Regions from separate parts of the Homo sapiens genome. Here region 2 is linked to region 1. The links are chromatin contacts, found by Hi-C in ENCODE. All regions are on one chromosome and are shown on one strand. The core of a region is the stretch at or near the end of the contact, and the rest is flanking DNA. Distances in the headings are between cores, read along the strand shown.

The links. A loop is a pair of places that touch in the nucleus more often than their neighbours do.
Region 2: a loop to region 1 is called in a map of mammary epithelial cell, with 4 times the contacts of the local background. The contact joins the promoter of COQ2 here to the promoter of TMEM150C in region 1. A Hi-C loop is called at or near these places in 1 of 168 maps with a recorded cell type or tissue (mammary epithelial cell).

The regions. Positions count from the first base shown.
Region 1 is chr4:82,560,299-82,564,080 of GRCh38, forward strand. TMEM150C (transmembrane protein 150C) reads right to left here and starts at 1,690. Exons shown (of 8, transcript NM_001080506.3): 1 at 1,608-1,690. RefSeq lists an enhancer at 1,416-1,915.
Region 2 is chr4:83,282,943-83,286,567 of GRCh38, forward strand. It overlaps COQ2 (coenzyme Q2, polyprenyltransferase), which reads right to left and starts at 1,856. Exons shown (of 7, transcript NM_001358921.2): 1 at 1,570-1,856. The coding sequence starts at 1,822. RefSeq lists enhancers at 1,259-1,498, 1,694-1,988 and a silencer at 1,559-1,888.

The sequences.
Region 1 (3,782 bases), core at 440-2,939:
TCAAATACTTTAATATATTTGTGAATGTCATAACATCTATCAACTAGTCATTATTGTTAGCAAAACTTCTTTACCCTTTTATTTACCATGTCCAGTTTGTGAGCTTCCAACTTGGGGGACTTGCAAAACATTTATTAAATAATGTATAAAGGACACACCATTAAAATTCCTACGCTTATGCCTTGAAGATTAAACTCACATTTCTAGCTCATTAATAGATGACAGCTATAGTTAATCCTGGAAACATGGAGTCTCTAGAACACATACAAGAAAAAGTTTGGGATTTGATACATGAGAGCTGAGACTAAAATTCTTTGATCGGTCACATATATGGGCCTAACAATTTTTCCTTGAAATAGGAAACTTTAAGTAGGTCAGTTTAATGACTGCTACCATGGAGTTTATAAATCCACACTCAACTATCCTTTCGATGAACTGCTGCCCAGAATGGAGTTATAGCCCTGCACTATTAAAATGTCTTTGGTTCAAGCAGAGAAAGATGCAGAAACTGATCCTGCCATTTAGGCTTTGTTATTGTTTTAGATCCAATAACTGTTTGGTTTTGTTTTTCAACATGGCATTGGTATATCTGGTTCCCCAACAGGACCTCGCATGTAGGACATCGGAGTGGGTTCACTCGGGAAGATGGACTTCCATTCTACCTGAGCTATGTTCCCACATGCGGTCACAATCCTGGCCCAACCGTGAAAGGCGGTCTGGCCGGAATAAACCTGACCAAAAAGATCAGTGAAATGTGTGGGACATCATAAAGTGCTGTGGGGGTAGGGGTGGAGGAAAGGAATGAGTAGAGAAAAAAGGAGCATGAATTTAAAATGGGAAAACCCTCTCATACTCCATTTGATTCATTTAAGGAGGGGAAAACCACTCAAGGACTCTCTCCAGAACCCAAAGCTAATCACTTTTTTATTGCAGCAGATTACCAAAGAGCCTAGGTAACCCACCTACCACGGCCTCCCGCCGAAAAACCAAAAATCCCATTTCTTCCCAAGTGTGCGCCCAGGAAAGGAAGGAAGACTGTGCATTTAGAGTGGAGGGCGGTACACAGGGCAAAGCAAGTTAGTGCCTCCTTCCCAGATCCCCTGCTTCCCGAGCCAGCCTGACCTGGCTAACCGCAAAGTGCAGGGAGAATGGCACAGGGACCGGGAGGTCAAACTTGGGGTCGCTTCTCACCCGAGTCCACCCGATAACGAGATGATGGGGCGGCGGGTGGGGACACCTGTCAAAGGACGGGGCCGGGGCCGGGGCCGGGGCCGCAGCGGGCGGGCTGGCTGGCGGCACTGCGGCGGCGGGGACCGAGGCGCGCCGGCTCGGGCGTTCGCAGGTCGCGGGGCAGAGCCGGCACCGACTCCTGGACTTGCCGGGGAGCGTGCGCCCGCGGAGGGCTCGGGCGGGCGGCCCCGCGCCCGGGACGCTATGGGAGGGGGCCGCAGCCGAGCAGGGCCCCGCAGCCGGGCGGACCCAGCCGCCCCAGCCGCGCTGCAGCCCCCGCCGTCCCCGGTCTCCGCCTGCGGGCTGCGCACGGGGCCGGGCCGGACGCCCCCTGGCTGCGCGACGGGCCCAGGCAGGGGAGGGGGCGCCGCGCCTACCTGCTCTGGTGCGGCGGGGCCGCTGTCGCCTCGAGGGGCTGTGACCTGCTGCGGTGGCGGCGGCGGCAGCAGTAGCGGCGGGTAGGGCGCTTCCTTCAGGAAGGGGTGGGATCTGCTCACCCGCCCGCCCGGCCCCCTCCTGCCGCGCCGGGGCCCGCCCCCGACTTATTCTGGGGTCCCCGCTGCTAGGCCTTCGGGGAGAGTTGATCCCCTGGGTCTCGGGCTTCTGCCACCCCCCCGGGGCCCCTAATAGTCACCCGGGGCAGGAGCCGGGTGTGGGCGGGCGAGCCGCTTCCTTCCGAAGCCTTTGTGGACGCGTTTGCCTGGCGCTCCTCATCCAACAAAAGGAAGGACAGAATCTTGGATCCTCCGCCTGGTGGTTATTTATTCCTGACCTGTTGTAACCTTCTGCCTGGCTCTCTTTCGTCCGCACACCTAGGGTTTTTGCACAAAGCAGCTAAAATTCATTTTCATGCCCATTGACTGAATGTAGTTCTCCTCCACTCAGCGCTGTCCCGCGGTTTTTGGTTTTTTTTTTTCCATCCTATTGAACAAACACAGAGCCAACTTCGGACCCTGGCAATGAACAGCAGACACCAAGGCCGACCTCCCAGCGCCAGCTTGCAGCTTTCCTCCCTGGGTCTCGTCTGAGTCCGTCATAAACTGTGTTCATCAGCGTTTTGACAGCTTCCCCCATCCCGGACCCCCAACCTACCATGGGACCCCATGGCACCATGTCAGTGACCTCTAGCAGCAGCATGGATCAATGCCATTTTTATCTTAGGCTCATCATGAGCCTGGGTTCCAAACACAACCTCTCTGGCCTCCAACAGGTGGCTCTCTATCAACCGGCCTTTGTCAGTCTGCCCTCTATTCTTTTGGGGGCTTCCGTAGCACACCTGTCTCCTTTAAACTGCTGTCTCTACACAAGCAGGCATTCCCTTTTTTTCTTTTTCTTTTTCTTTTTCTTTTTCTTTTCTTTTCTTTTCTTTCTTTTTTTTTTTTTTTTTGAGACGGAGTCTTGCTCTGTCGCTCAGGCTGGAGTGCAGTGCCGCAATGTCGGCTCACTGTAACCTCTGCCTCTCGGGTTCAAGCGATTCTCTCGCCTCAGCCTCCTGAGTAGCTGGGATTACAGGCGCCCGCCACCATGCCCGATTAATTTTTGTATTTTCAGTAGAGGCGGGGTTTCACCACGTTGGCCAGGCTGGTCTCAAAACTCCTGGCCTCAAGTGATCCGCCTGCCTCAGCCTCCCAAACTGCTGGGATTACAGGCGTGAACCACCGCGCCCGGCCCAACCAGGTGTTTCTAAGAATCTTCTCCAATTCAGCATATTCAAATTCTGCAATTAACGTTCGGTTCCAGAACTCTCCCTTCCCCACAATTCTTGTGATTATTGTCTACTATGTGTATATTGATTCTTTTTTTTTTTCTGTATGTTGATTTCTTGTTACTGTTTTCTCCTGGCTACTAGACTGTAAGCTTCCTGAGACCAGGGATCTTGCCTTCTCTTGTTTTCCTTATTTTAATGAGTGGGACTGTTATCCATTCAATTAAAATAGCAAAAGCAAAAACTGAATCTTAGTCTAGACTCCCTTGAAAGTATATGCTCAATTTTGTGGGAATTAGCTTATGTGTACTTTTCTGAGGAGAGTAACTACACATTAATCAGACCCTCAAAGTGGTCTGACTCCCCCAAAGGTAAGATTGCTTGAGGCCCATCCATGAACCCCTCCTCTCTCTACTCCCTGTCCCCATGCCATTCATTTCTCTCTGCAATAACGGAAAGAGTCCTCTAGCTAGATCTTCCAATTCATTCTTTCAGAAGTAGATCCAGCCAAAGAATTAGCTGTCCCTCAAACACAGAAGTGGTACTCTGTTTTCACATCAGAATCACCAGTGGGGGCTTTAGAAAATGATGCCTGGGTTCACCTCAGACCCAGAGTCAAAACCTGATTGGAGGTGGCGGGGGAAACCAGAACACAGGTATTTTGACAAAGAACCGCAGGTGATTCCGACATGGCCATGCCATATCACTCCCTTTCTTGGGAATAGGGCTCCCAATTTGTAAAATGCCCTTACTTTCCCCTCCCCCATTTTTTTGTGGAAGGATTGAGAATCCATGCACCAGGTTTAATTTATTTCAACATTTTCATTTTCATTTAGAGCCAGGCCTA
Region 2 (3,625 bases), core at 606-3,105, 720 kb after region 1:
TTCATCTATAAGGCTACACTGCCACTCCATGCCACAGACTCCAAGAACAGAATTACAGCCAGGCTTCAGATTGGAACTGGGCTTGGAAATGCATGCCTCTCAACGTGAATGTGGCCCCAAAACTCATGGGGGTCATACACAGCTTCCCAATGATGGCAGGGCTGTACCTATCATTCAGTAGGCTTTTATGCTTTGATAGCTGATTGTTATAACTTAGTGCTCTAATCCCAAATAGGTCGTGCATAAATCTAGAATACCAAAAGCAAGGCCTAATTCGGGTCTTGTACGGGCAAAAGTGGAGTAAATGTACCTAGGCCTTTGACTACATCTCCATACACTGCAATGGCAAATGTCATCATCTAGATTGGCTGGAGTTCATCCTTCACTTCTTCCTCCACGCTATCCAGCTTCTTCAGATATGTTCTTGTCTAGTCTCGTTTCCCATTTTCCACACCCACTTGGTGTTCCAGGTCAGGCTCGTATTCTTAGTGTTCTAACACTCCACCCTTGGGTCTTTGCAAAAGTACTTCCCGCACTAAGATCTCTTCCCTCCTCTGCAAAATCAACTTGTCCTTTGGAGTATAATTTCTTCTCGAAACTTTCCAGCAAGGGATCCACAGTAATTTCTCTTTTTCCTGTAGCACTTGCTTTTGTATCACTCATATTTGATCCATATTTTCCTAGCTCACCAAATAGTCTTTTTCAACTAGACCAGAGTTCCTTGAAAGCAAAGGGTTTCCATAGCTTTTTCTATCTCTATGGCCGGACAACGTAGTAGGAACTTATTAATTCACTTAACACTACTGGAGAAGCCAATCAATCAACAAGCGCATAAGGTTAGTTAGTGGTGAGTGCTATTAAGAAAAATTGCGGATAAAGCGATAGAAAGTGAGGTTGGTAGGTGTTAATTAAGATAGGAAGGTCAGGAAAATCTTTCTGTCGGGGGCGATTGTAAGCTGACAGGCAGTCCGTAAGCGCTGTCCCTGCTGCGTTCAAATGAATTAAATCTTTGCCTTATGGGTGATGCAGGTAAAAGAGCTCCGACTCAGCATCAAAACACAGAGTTCTTCTGGTCTGGCTCTGACGAGGAGCCTTAGTTTCCTCAGCGTCTTAACTGTCTTAAGGATTGTCTTTGTGGGCCTTACAAGATTGCGGGGAGGATCAAACATTCTAATAAATGAAGGAGGGCCACGAGAACGGAACCTTCCGCTTGAGTCACCATTTAAACAAGTGTTTGTGGAATGAGAATTATCTTGCCCGCTTCAGGTGCTCAGGATGCAGACAGACGTGAAACTGGCGGGTCCTTTAGGAGACTGTCCCGACTGCGTGTCCTGAGGTGACTCGCCCCAGGGCGCACGGCAGCCGGCAGCCAAGCTCAAGCTTTCAGGCTCTCATTTCAAAGTGTCCCGAGGTGATTCGCCCCAGGGCGCACGGCACCCGGCAGCCAAGCCCAAGCTTTCAGGTTCTCATTTCCATCACGCCCCGGCCGGCCGCCGCGGACAGCTCCGCGGAGCCGACTCGGAGGCTGCTACTTGCAAATTCCCGGGCTGCCCGCCCGCCCGCACTCACCAATGGGCTTGTCCAACCGCATGAGGCGCAAGTACGGCTGCAGGGGGCGGGGCGCAGAGTCCACCACCGCCGCCGCGGACAAACTGAGCTGGCGCCCGCGCGGCTCGGGACAGGCGGGGGGCTGCAAGTCACCACCGTGGGGCGCGCCTGCCGCACGCGCCAGGGCGAAGGAGCGGCCCCGCCAGCCCGGCAGCCACGCCAGTGCCACAGCCCGCAGGCCCCGCGCGAACCCCGCGGCTCGCGAGCCCAGCATGGCGCTGGTGAGGCCGGGACGAGCTCGGATTGACGTCATTCCCCGGCAGGCATGCGCAGTGGCACCCGCAGGATGCAATCCTAGTCTGCCAGGCTGGGCGGCGGTGTGGGCAGAACCTTTCCTCATCCTTACTTGTGAAATTGGGGTCATCGTGGTCGCTTACTCTAGGGAGGAATACTTAATGAAAAAGGGATTTCTATTGGCAAAAGGCAAAAAAATTACAATAAATTTAGTTGTAATTTTTTACAACTCGATCTTGATTGACTTTGTGGTTCCATTATCGGGCAACACTCAGAACGGGGTCTCTGAGGAAACAAACAAAAAATAGAATCGGGCAACACCTTATTCTGTAAAATAGAATAAGTGTTCCAAAGAGTCGAGCGGAGGAAGTTGGCTTTATAGACAGAAAAAGGGCTGAAGAAAGCAGAAGCAGAGAACAAAAAGCGGATTGGTCACTTCAAATTACTTTCATTGCGAGGCGGGGACAGGGAAACAACAACAGAGAAATAACGGATTGGTTAACATTAGGTTACACCAGGTTAAGGACTAAAACAGGAAACTTAATTGTCATGACGATTGCATTTTGAAATGGCCTGGTTGGAAAATTGGCTGTTGTCTCTCTTTCCTGACTTCTCAGAATGTCAGATACAACTTAGTTTTAGTTTGGTGACTTGGAACTTTAGCATGGGTGACTCTTGATTCTTAGTCTGATCTGTTGGGACCTAGTGCAGGAACTTAGTTCAAAACAATGGCCCCCTATAATTTAACCCTATTATCAGCTTTCTCCATAAAATGAAAAGGATAGTGTTTATTCATATGGAACAGTTGTACCAGGAAAAAAAAAAAAAAGCTTTGAAAAACCTACTGAATCCAAAAGAAGAATTTGCGTACACGTTTAGCCATAAAAAAAAAAAAGGGCACCAAGTGGCCACATACAAGACTGTAAATTAAAATCGCATTCAGGGTTAAGGGATGTTCATTACACAAGTGAAAATTTTAAATTTGACAGCCCTTCAAAGGAGTTTTTGTAATCAGTAGACAACCAGCATGTGTGATGCTAAGAACCTGAAGCTGAAAAGTCTGGTCAGCAGAGTCTTGCTCTGTCATCCAGGCTGGAGACCAGTGGAGGGATCATGGCTCACTGCAGCCTCCACCTCTTGGGCTCAATCGATCCTCCCATCTCAGCATTCTAAATATCTGGGACCACAGACACGAGCCACCGTGGCTGGCTAATTTTTAATTTTTCATAGAGAGGAGGTCTCACTATATTGCCCAGGTTGGTCTTGAACAGCTGGGCTAAAGAGATCCTCCTGCCTCAGATGGTCAGTACTCTTATTCATAAGCAACTCTGTATATCGCTGTGTGCCAGGCACTTTACATGTATCAACTCATTTAACCTCTCACTGAGTAACCCTAGGCAAGTCACTCATCTGGATTTTAATATTCTAGGAAGTTGACTTAGTCTTTAGGCTCCTTTCTGTAAAACATGTACAATGATTCTGTGACTTCTTGCATGGCTCAAGTACAGCAAGTTGGATGCCTGGCCACTTTGGTGCAATGAGGCAGGGGGTACCTAGCCTTTCTCCTGCCTGCAAAGAATAAAGGCCAGCAGGCAATTTAGTAACACTCCTAGTTGTTAGATTGGAGATGATTTAGATCTGACTCAAACCTGAAAAGGGTGTAATATCAGTCATGTATTGCATCCATGACTTTCCAATATAGGTCCAAACTCTTTGTTTAAAAAAATATATTAAGAATTTCAAGATGGCAACAGCAGGACATTAAACCAAGTACAAGGTCCTT